3 separate regions of the Homo sapiens genome follow, and all the other regions are linked to region 2. Evidence: chromatin contacts called from ENCODE Hi-C or POLR2A ChIA-PET data. All regions are on one chromosome and are shown on one strand. Each heading gives the region's core, a stretch centred on a gene start or an enhancer-like site at or near the end of the contact. The rest is flanking DNA. Distances are from core to core; before and after follow the strand shown.

The links. Hi-C counts contacts between places; a loop is a spot of excess contacts on that map. ChIA-PET counts read pairs that join two places held with the same protein, here RNA polymerase II (POLR2A). Pooled maps may share reads with other maps.
Region 1: a map of CD8-positive, alpha-beta T cell shows a loop between it and region 2 (6-fold over the local background). The contact joins the promoter of SAYSD1 here to the promoter of CMTR1 in region 2. A Hi-C loop is called at or near these places in 2 of 168 maps with a recorded cell type or tissue (CD4-positive, alpha-beta T cell and CD8-positive, alpha-beta T cell) and 6 of 50 pooled maps.
Region 3: a map of B cell shows a loop between it and region 2 (6-fold over the local background). The contact joins the enhancer-like site here to the promoter of CMTR1 in region 2. A Hi-C loop is called at or near these places in 1 of 168 maps with a recorded cell type or tissue (B cell) and 5 of 50 pooled maps. POLR2A ChIA-PET finds 5 or more read pairs at or near these places in 1 of 52 experiments (activated B cell).

What each region holds. Positions count from the first base shown.
Region 1 is chr6:39,113,426-39,116,492 of GRCh38, forward strand. SAYSD1 (SAYSVFN motif domain containing 1) reads right to left here and starts at 1,761. Exons shown (of 2, transcript NM_018322.3): 1 at 1,458-1,761. The coding sequence starts at 1,664. RefSeq lists an enhancer at 1,355-1,644.
Region 2 is chr6:37,431,488-37,434,561 of GRCh38, forward strand. It overlaps CMTR1 (cap methyltransferase 1), which reads left to right and starts at 1,734. Exons shown (of 24, transcript NM_015050.3): 1 at 1,734-1,890. It overlaps LOC107986531 (a long non-coding RNA gene), which reads right to left and starts at 1,736. Exons shown (of 2, transcript NR_171666.1): 1 at 1,564-1,736; 2 at 741-1,448. RefSeq lists enhancers at 1,416-1,917, 1,610-1,889 and a silencer at 1,890-2,079.
Region 3 is chr6:38,571,064-38,574,295 of GRCh38, forward strand. All of the region lies in intron 6 of BTBD9 (BTB domain containing 9), which reads right to left. Among named protein-coding and RNA genes, the nearest start is that of BTBD9, 67 kb to the right of the region's middle. Within about 2 kb of position 1,293, at least 6 of the 41 ENCODE cell types and tissues checked have a DNase peak (open chromatin) inside an H3K27ac peak, as active enhancers do; they include B cell, where a contact is called at or near this core.

The sequences.
Region 1 (3,067 bases), core at 511-3,010, 1.7 Mb after region 2:
ATCTGAAGAAAAAAAATTAAATGAGAATTTTCACACCAGAGCAAACCCAGAAATGATAAGTCAATGAAAATGAGCTTAAGGCAGAGTCCCTTATGGAAAAACAGAGCAATTAACAAGAAACTGGAGGTCCAGCATTTCCTCTCATCCTTTTGTCTGGCAATCAGCGTTTGGGTTCTCAATAATGGAAGTTTTTCTCTGAATTCAGTTTCTCTGGGTCCACCTCAATGATCTCATTCCTTTGGAAATGAGACATACAGTCAAAAGTTCATTGCATGGGTTAGACATTGTTTTTTAACTGCAGAGAGAAAAAGAATAAGGGAAATGGTTTCTAAAATCTTAAGCAAGTGTTGTACTTAGAAAGTTCTAGTCAACAATAAAATTATCCAAAGACAATTAACACAAACTGCACACAAGGAAATGGATTGTCTGAACTCTGCTGCGCTCTTTTCACCTTTCTGCAAGTCAGCTGGAATCCTGTATATCACTGAGAATATCAAATCAAAATTGAGTAATAGGTTCAGTAATTTTTAAAAATTCCCTCAAATCAAATGTTGTGCAATAATAGATGAACTTACAGGAAATAATTTTAAGGTGAGCAAGGTACACTTTTCTTCCAGTATATTTTCATTTTAAAAGGAATTTTTTAGTTCTTATTGCACTTATGAGGAACAAAGCACTGGGCACAAATTGTTACAAAGCACTCATCCCTTGATATGTTTTGTCTTGTATTTCCACATAGACATTTCAACCTCACTGCAAGCCACCTTACCATTTTACTGAGTTAAAACTAAATGAAAACACAAAAGGATGCAAATTAAATTCATCTGCAAAACAAGAGATTACCAAAACAATTAAATGTGAAAAGGTTATCATACTAAATCACTTTTTTTTGTTTGTGTCTTGAACATTCACTATGGAACTGGAATAAGCTTCTGCCACTACCGGCAGTTACAGCTACCACACTTTGGTAAATTCTGTATTCAAACGCATTTCTAAGTCACAGGCTATCTGGGCTACTAGCTGCATGTGCCCCAGGTGCGAATCAAATGAAGTTTTAATTACTGCTACTTGTGATCGGTATCCAATTAGACCTTTTACCCTCCTCCATTAGCAGAGGGCTGTGGCTCAACTTGGTTGTGGAGAGGTTTCCCAATGCCACAGGGCGTCACGATAACTCAATTCGGAGTGAATAATTTAAGAGCAGAGGTGCTTTCTCCCAGGACCCTCGACTCTCGCTGGAATCAGGACCTGCGTGGGTCGCGGGCTGGAAAGAAAATGTCAAAACTGGTAACAGTGCTGACACGTGTGGCCGGAGATGAGCGGTCCGGCCCTCGATCAGGATGGGGGGCCAGTAGCCCCGCCTCCGGCAGCTAGGGCCACACCCCCGGCAGCTAGGGCCGCGCCCTCGACTGTGGCTCCGAGGCCAGGTCCTAGGGCCGAAGTTTCCATCGTCTCACCTGAACTAGGCCGGGCTGGGCCCGGGCACTCGCGGGCCTAGGTTTCCATACCAGGAACCGCTTTAGCCAGCCTGGGGCTGCCTTTAGAGTCGCTGCTGCTTCCGCCTTCTCTCCTGGGGTTTGTGCGCCCTGACTGGCAGCAGGGGGTTGGGCCGCCAGACCCGCCCGTTTCCGCGCCGCCCGAAACTCAGCTAACCGCTGTTCCATGGCGCGCGCCTCGCGTCCGTTGGCCGATAAGGGAGCGCGCGCCCGCAGGCCGCACAGCAGTTGCCTCCGCTCGGCCCGCGCCGGCCGCCGTGCGCCTGCGTGGCAGAAGCCCCTGCTGAGCATGCGCACTGGTGTGACCCGCGTCTCCTCCGTTTGTGAAGTCTGGCGGGTCGCGTGTATACTCAGCCGTTCTCTCTTCACAGGCACGTGGACACAGTGTCACCTCCTCAAGCCAAGTCTAAAGCACAGGGCTGCCCCATTGCCCTCTCCCAAAGGCCGCTCTGCCTTGCTGCATCTCACTTAAGGGCTCGAGGCCCCACTGATCCAGCGTCCTGTATTCGGGATCTCTGTTGCTGGGCCCCAATGAACAGCGCCACAGTGAGAAGATGGTTCCAGGGGTTAGGAGAGGCCCGTGATCTCTACGACATTCCAGCGTCAGAGGAATAACAGGCTACATCTTACCCTTTTTCTCTTATCAAGGAAAGGGTATGCCAATCTTAGTACCTGGAGGGTGACTTTCTCACTGCTCACAAAGCAGGCTGTGCAGCTCCATCATTGGTCTTGCCACGTTGGGAAATTATCTCGTTTTGTGTCTAGATACGTCAGAACCTTAAAAAAACCAACAACAAAAACTTTTATTGGGGTGCAACATAAAATACACATCTTAAGAATATGACTCAGTAGATTTGCTCTTATGTATGCACCTGTGTAACTACCACCCAGATGGAGAGAAAGAACATTTCTGTACTCTGGGAGTTTCCTTGTGCCCTCTCCCAATCAGTACCCTCCCAAAAGGACACAGTTCAGGTTAGGGGCTGTTTTATACGTTCTTAAAGCTGTAAGCATCTAGCTAAGTGTCACTTACATAATTAAGACTCAAATATTTGTTGGATCTGGCTGAGGGTGACTCGAGAAATTAGACAAATTAGAACAGAGTCATCCATTCATTTAACAGACGTTTACCTAGGGCCTGCTCTGTCTAAAGTCACAGGCACTGGGGATGCTGGGATGAAAGGAAAAAACAAACAAAAACCTGTTTTCTTAGAGCTTACACTCCAAATGGAAATACAGACAATAAACAAATGTGTATCTACATATTTCATGTCATATCAGGTACTGATAAGTGCTGTGAAGAAAAGTGAAGCAAAGTAGGCAATGGTGGAGGTATTAGAGAAGACCTCCCTGAAGGTTTGTCATTTGGGCATAGACTTAAATGAGTGAGGTATGTAGATATCTGAACAGGAGTGTTTCAGTCAGAGGAACAAGTGCAAAGGTCCCGAGGCCTCAAATAGCACGCTTGACTTGTTCACAGAACATCAGGGAGGCTGTTATGACTGGATTGGAAGGAGGGAGAGGGAGGCAGGGAGGGAGGGAGGGAAGGAGGGAAGGAGGGAGAGAGGGGG
Region 2 (3,074 bases), core at 484-2,983:
GAGCACTGACCACCAGCCTCTGTTAAATCTTGTGAATTTAATACAGACAGACAATCTTTCCTGTACAGAGTTTACAGCTGAGTCGGGGAGGCAGATGAGTCCACAGGCCATTATACAACACCGTGGTAAGTGCTTTGATAGTGGAAGGACAGAGTGCTTTAGGAGCTCAGAGGTGGGTCTCCCAACCTAGATTTGTGACATCAGGAAATATTTCGAGATAGGGACACTAAAGTGACTCCTGAGGGATAAATGGACATTAGCCCAGCAAAGAGGAGAAGCATGATCCAGGCAGGGGGCTGAACTCTTAAGAGACATGGCATGTTTTGTTTTGTTGTGTTCTGTTTTTGAGATGGAGTCTGGCTCTGTCGCCCAGGCTGGAGTGCAGTGGTGCAATCTCTGCTCACTGCAACCTCTGCTTCCCAGGTTCAAGCGATTTTCCTGACTTACCCTACTGAGTAGCTGGGACTATAGGTGCGCACCACCACACCCAGCTACTTTTTTTGTATCTTCAGTAGAGACGGGATTTCACCATGTTGGCCAGGCTGGTCTCGAACTCCTGACCTCAGGTGATCCATCCGCCTCAGCCTCCCCACGTGCTGGGATTACAGGTGTGAGCCACCGCGCCCGGCGGAGACACGGCATATTTGATAAACTGAGAAGAGTCAGCATGGGGAGAACTAAGGGATAGCAGTACAAGGCATACCTGAAGAAGGGGTCATGCTGGAGGGTCTCAGAGGCCATTTTAAGGACATTAGCTTTATTCTAAGAGCAATGGGACATCATTGATGGATTTTAATCATTGTTGGGTTGTGACAGGATCAGGTTTAATTAATCAATTTTAAATTCCCTTCTTTTCACAGGTGTTGAAAATTATAAAAATCACTTTGGTTTTGTGAAGAACGCATTAGAGGGATCACAACTGGAGACAGTCACGGGAGTTTGGAGTTACTGGAGAAATTCTGCCGAGAGGGGGTAAGTGCATGAATTGTGGCAATGGGGATGGGGGTGAATGGATGGATTTGAAAGACAATTAGGAGGTAAGCGCAATTAAGTGTATGAGAAACTTTGGGGTATGAAGAAGAGGGAGATTCCTCAGATTTCTAGCTGGACCAACAGGATGGATGGCAGCGCCCTTCACCAGGAAAAAAGTGAGCTGATGGAAGAACATAAGGTGAAATTTGAATTCATGGGGTTTGAGGTGACTGAGTGAGGATGTCCAACAGACGTTTGGCCATATTGGCCTGAAAATCAGAAGAGAGGTTTGAGATGGAGAGCCAACTGTGCCCATATGGTAAGATGCTACAGGCGGCATTCCTTCTGTCCTCCCGTCCTTCGTTCAAAATCTGTTGAGATGTCCCATAGGCTGGATGTTGGGGATACAGCAGGGAACAAGAACACTGCGTTCGCTCAACCAGTTTACCATCTACCTCTCTGAACTTGTTCTTAGTCTGTAAAATGAAGATAATGATAAGATTAAGTAAGATGAGGTCGTGTGAGGGCACCTAGCACTTACAATTTTTGTATTGGTTTCTCTTCCTCAGAGCCAAAGGAGGAGATAGTTACTTTTGCTTTTGCAGCCTTTTCCGGGCGGCTTTTCCGCGCAGGCGCCCCTGGACCTCCCAGGTTGAGAGGTGGAGCGGGCCAAACCTCAGCTGCCTTTCCCGGGGCCGGGACCCGGCCGGGGGAGGACCGAGGCGCGGCGCTGTCCGTGACGTCATCAGGCTGCGCTGCCCGCAGTACTGGACCCGAGCGCGACGGTGCGGCTGGCGGACCCGGGCTGGCTTGTGGGGAAACGAAACTGAGGGAGGAGGCGGCGGCTCTGGCAGCGGCGGCGACAGTGTCGGCCTGACCCCCCCTCCGCTCCCCGGCAGCTCGCTCTCTCCCCTCAGCGTGAGTGCCGACGCGCGGCCCGGGGGGAGCAAGCGGGCGGGCGCGCGGGCTCAGCATCCTTCTCCCCTCCACCGCCGCCTGGGCCCCCCGCCCGCGGTTATGGGTCTCCTCGCCTTCTGGCCCCTTATGTCTTCCCTCCTCCTCCCACCCCCAACGCCGGCTCCCTGGAGCCCGAGCTGCCGCTGACACACGTCTCTGCGCACACATTCACACGCTCATGTTATCTTCAAATGAAGGGACTGGCCGGGAGACATGGGAGCTTATCTCTTCTCTCTGTGATTAGGGGTGGCAGTGCCAAACCGAGGCCCAGGGAGAGAAGACTGCAGAGGGGATTTGAACCCCTTCTGTGCGGAAGCAGCAGGTAGAACCAGGCCGCTTGCCTTCCGCTTAGAAGTTCCCTGCCAGAGCATTCTGCTGGCATGTGTGGGTCACTTGAGCAGGGCACTGGTTAGCTGTGTGGCCTTCACCTCTGTGGCCGCAGTCTTTTCCCGTGGAAGATGATAGGGTTGGATGAGATGATTTGGAAGGCCCAAATCTAAGGTGATGTGGTTTGGGGAGGAGCATCCGCCTCTCCTGCCTTTCACACAGCTGTTCAACAGTCCGCTTTGAGTTTGCTGTACTTCCAGTCTCCCCCCGAGTCACTTAAGAATTAAAAGCTTTTAGCGCTTGCAATGGCTAGAAGCAAGCTCTGTGATGAGCCTTCCTTTATCTCACCCTGGGGGCCTTTTGGGGGTATTTAAGACTACGGCTTAAAGTGAAATGTGGCTTAGCTTGGTCTTGCTTTCTGTTTGCTCAGTGTCTCCGGTTCTTCCCTGGGACAGCCCCTGCCTGTATCTAGTAAGAGGCTGCTTTCTCAGGAAGGTGGCGGTTGTGCATTGGGTTGATTGGCTCTTCCTTGAGTTGGAGAGAACTGAAACATGTGATCCAGGGTTTTACGAGGTTGGGAGCATCAGTGACACTTTTGGGTTTCAATACTTTCTTGCTGTACCTCGCCTTCCCTAAGGATTGTTTCCCAGCTTGTCGCCCACCCTGTATTGAGTCCTCTTTTCTGAGTTCTCTACAGCCAATCAGTTGTGTGTAAGCCACACTGTATTCACTACTTCTCTTGCTTGCTCTTTAACTTGATAATTCGTTAAGATTTCAGGGTTTCATAATCACTTCATTCCATCTTATTTTTTTCTCGT
Region 3 (3,232 bases), core at 43-2,542, 1.1 Mb after region 2:
GGACAACTCAAACTAAGTATGAACTAAAAAGATAACTTTTTAAAAAATGAAACTAATCCTGTTTCTTTTACATCTGAATAAGGCATTTCTTGAATTGTGAAGCTCTTCAGTCATAAGAAGAAAGTAAAGGCTCAGTATTATTCTAGCTAGGATTCTAAAGCAATCTAGTGAACACTGAATAATGTAAGAGTGTCTACCTTTAAAAGTAAATAGATACATCAATGCCCAGTTATGGGCAGAGGTGTAGGGAACAAAAGAGAAATGAAAGAAGACATATGTTATACAAGTGTTAATATAGCAGGGAAAGAATGCTTCCATAAATAGCAATGCTTATTTTCTCATTTATTTTATGTAGATCTATAGCACTATGTAAGTACTATAATCTAATGAGAATAGGTGAAAAAAAATTATGCTGTATCTATTGACACCAGGAATGAGGGGGGCCTAGAATGTATAGTAGCAATAAATGAGATTAAAATGCCATATACCAAAACACAGTAAAGTTAGAGTATTCCTCTAATGAGGTCTCCCACAGTAGACCAGCTACTGCCAAATAACATTCAATGTACACCAAAGAAAATATTTAGATGTTGTGTAAATATCTAAAACAATGGGCCAGGCATGGTGTCTCACACCTGTAATCCCAGCACTTTGTGAGGCTGAAGCAGTCAGATCGCTTGAGTCCAGGAGTTGAAGACCAGCCTGGGCAACATGGCAAGGCCCCATCTCTACTAAAAATAGAAAAAACTAGCTGAGTGTGGTGACACATGCCTGTAGTCCCAGCTACTCAGGAGGGTGAGGTAGAAGAATCATTTGAGCCCAGCAGGCAGAGGTTGCAGTGAGCCAAGATTGCACTACTGCACTCCAGCCTGGGTGACAGAGCAAGCCCATCTAAAAAACAAAGAAACAATCACACACACACACACACACACAAAACCAAAAACAAATAAAACAATGACCAGAAAATATCACCCCCTTCATCTCAGCTTAAAACACCTACCCCCCATCTCTGGCCTTTTCTAACCATCCTATTTAAAATAATCCTTCTCCCCTGACTTCTGTTACTATCACAGTACCATCTTTGCAACACTTATAATTATGTGATGTGCTTATTATTTGTTTGTTTTAATCTGTTTCTCCCAAATTCCAAAAGCACAGAAACCTTGGCAATCTTCTTCAGTGTTGTGGCCTCAATATCAAGTACAACAATAGCATAAAGTAGGCGCTTATTTGTTGAATGGGTGAGTGACGAATGAATACATAAAATCTATTTCCTTAGCTGGTGAAGCATGCCTAAATTTCCTGTTGTAAGTGAAAGTAGAACCATTCTAGTGAGATGTTTATCATCACTTACGGCCTCTAATGTGACTACAACAACCAGAAGACAGCCTAGCAGATGCTCTATGATACCCTTTCTTTTTTCTATGACACATATGGCACACACAATTTCTCATTCTAAGAAAAGAAGAAAAAGGAGGGAAGTGAACTACAATAATTAAAATACTTTCAGCAAGAATCAAAGAAATCAGTGGAACTGAGTAGGGTATATGCTAGAATCCAGCTCATCATAAATATGGCTGATCACATTAGGATAGCAAGAAATGATTATCAAATAAATGACTTTAATCAACTGACTATCCCTACCTGAAAAGATCTATGCAAAATATCCTGACTGTATTAAATACTTAAGATATAAGGCTTAAAAAAAAAAAACAAGTAGTGGAAAAAATATATATATATACATAAAAGTTTAACATACTTTAATATTAGAGTGAGGAATAATCTTCTAATCATAATACCAAGCCAGAAATCATTTAAAAGACTGACAGATTTGAATACATTTTTTAAAAAGTAAAATTCTATATGGCAAAAAGTACCAATAAAACACTAAAAATGCGTTAACAAATTTCATATATGACAGGCAAAAGGATAATGTCATATATATATATGTATTGATACAAAGTTCTCACAAGACAAAAAGAAAACTATCTCAGAAGAAAAATATGCAGAAGACAAAAACAGGCTTTTCATAAATAAGAAATTAACAAATGGCCAGTATTAAAAGATACTTTAACTCACCAATAAAGAAATTCAAAGTAAAATAGGATTTTTGTTTTAAACAAATTATGTATTACATTGGCAAAACGGTGACAGTGTCTGCATTGGTGAAGGTTCACAGAAAGGGGCATTTTTACATGCAATTGGTAGAAATTGAGTACAACATTTCCAGATGGCAAGTTTTATCAATATTTAAAATATATACATTATAACTTTATAATGAGAGATATTTCCATTTTGATAATTTTTTAAAAAAGGAAATAAAGAAAGAAACCGTTTTGTATTAACCAAGTTCATCTCTCCTATGCCAGACTCTAAATTGTCAATTTACACCCATCTCAACACCCTGTCTGGCCTTGTCTCCAGTAAACAACGCTCCTAATCCTCCTCTAAACTCTGACCAGCCCCTGAAGTAAATACCTCTCCCACCTACGCTCTTGTTCCCTCTCTCAACGGGCATAACCTTGAGAACGTTGCTTTTAGCCCTGCTTTCTTCTCTCTCAACTCCCAGGTTTTAGACCAAGATCCCACTTGCAATTCCAGCCACCAGTCACATGCACACTTTGAATTCTACTTCTATCCATTTTCGCTCATGTTCTAAAGTTTTCTCATTTTTCAGCAATATTATATGGCTGCCAAATTAACAGCACCATGTTGAGGAATAGCTCAAAATTTTAAGAGCACCCCCCAGAGTACTCAATATCCACCATTCATTACTAGTGTTTTCTGTTTAGTACTAGGCTCGATCATCTAAGAAAGCTGTGGAAAGGACTGGGAGAGAGTTTACCAGATAACCAAGAAGACAATTTGAAGGTTACAGATTATGGGTAAAGCGGAAATTGCCTTTCCTGAGAAAGAAAAGGCTGATAAGACATAACATGGTTCTCAAGGCATATGAAAAACTAAACATAAATTGATGAGTCACTTTTCTCCATCTCCAGTTAAAGGCTGAAGAGGATAACTGGTCTAAGCTTTTGGCTACATAGAGCAATCCCCACTTAACTCACGAACATTCCTAAAATGAGTCCAGAAAGGCAAAGCGAACCATTGCTCTGAGTTCATTATCATGGTTGGAATGTTCACACTGGCTTTGAAGCCTGATATTATCTGCCATTAGATAACATCGACTATCTTGGTGAGGTGAATGCTGACTGAATTACATTTGACAAGATAG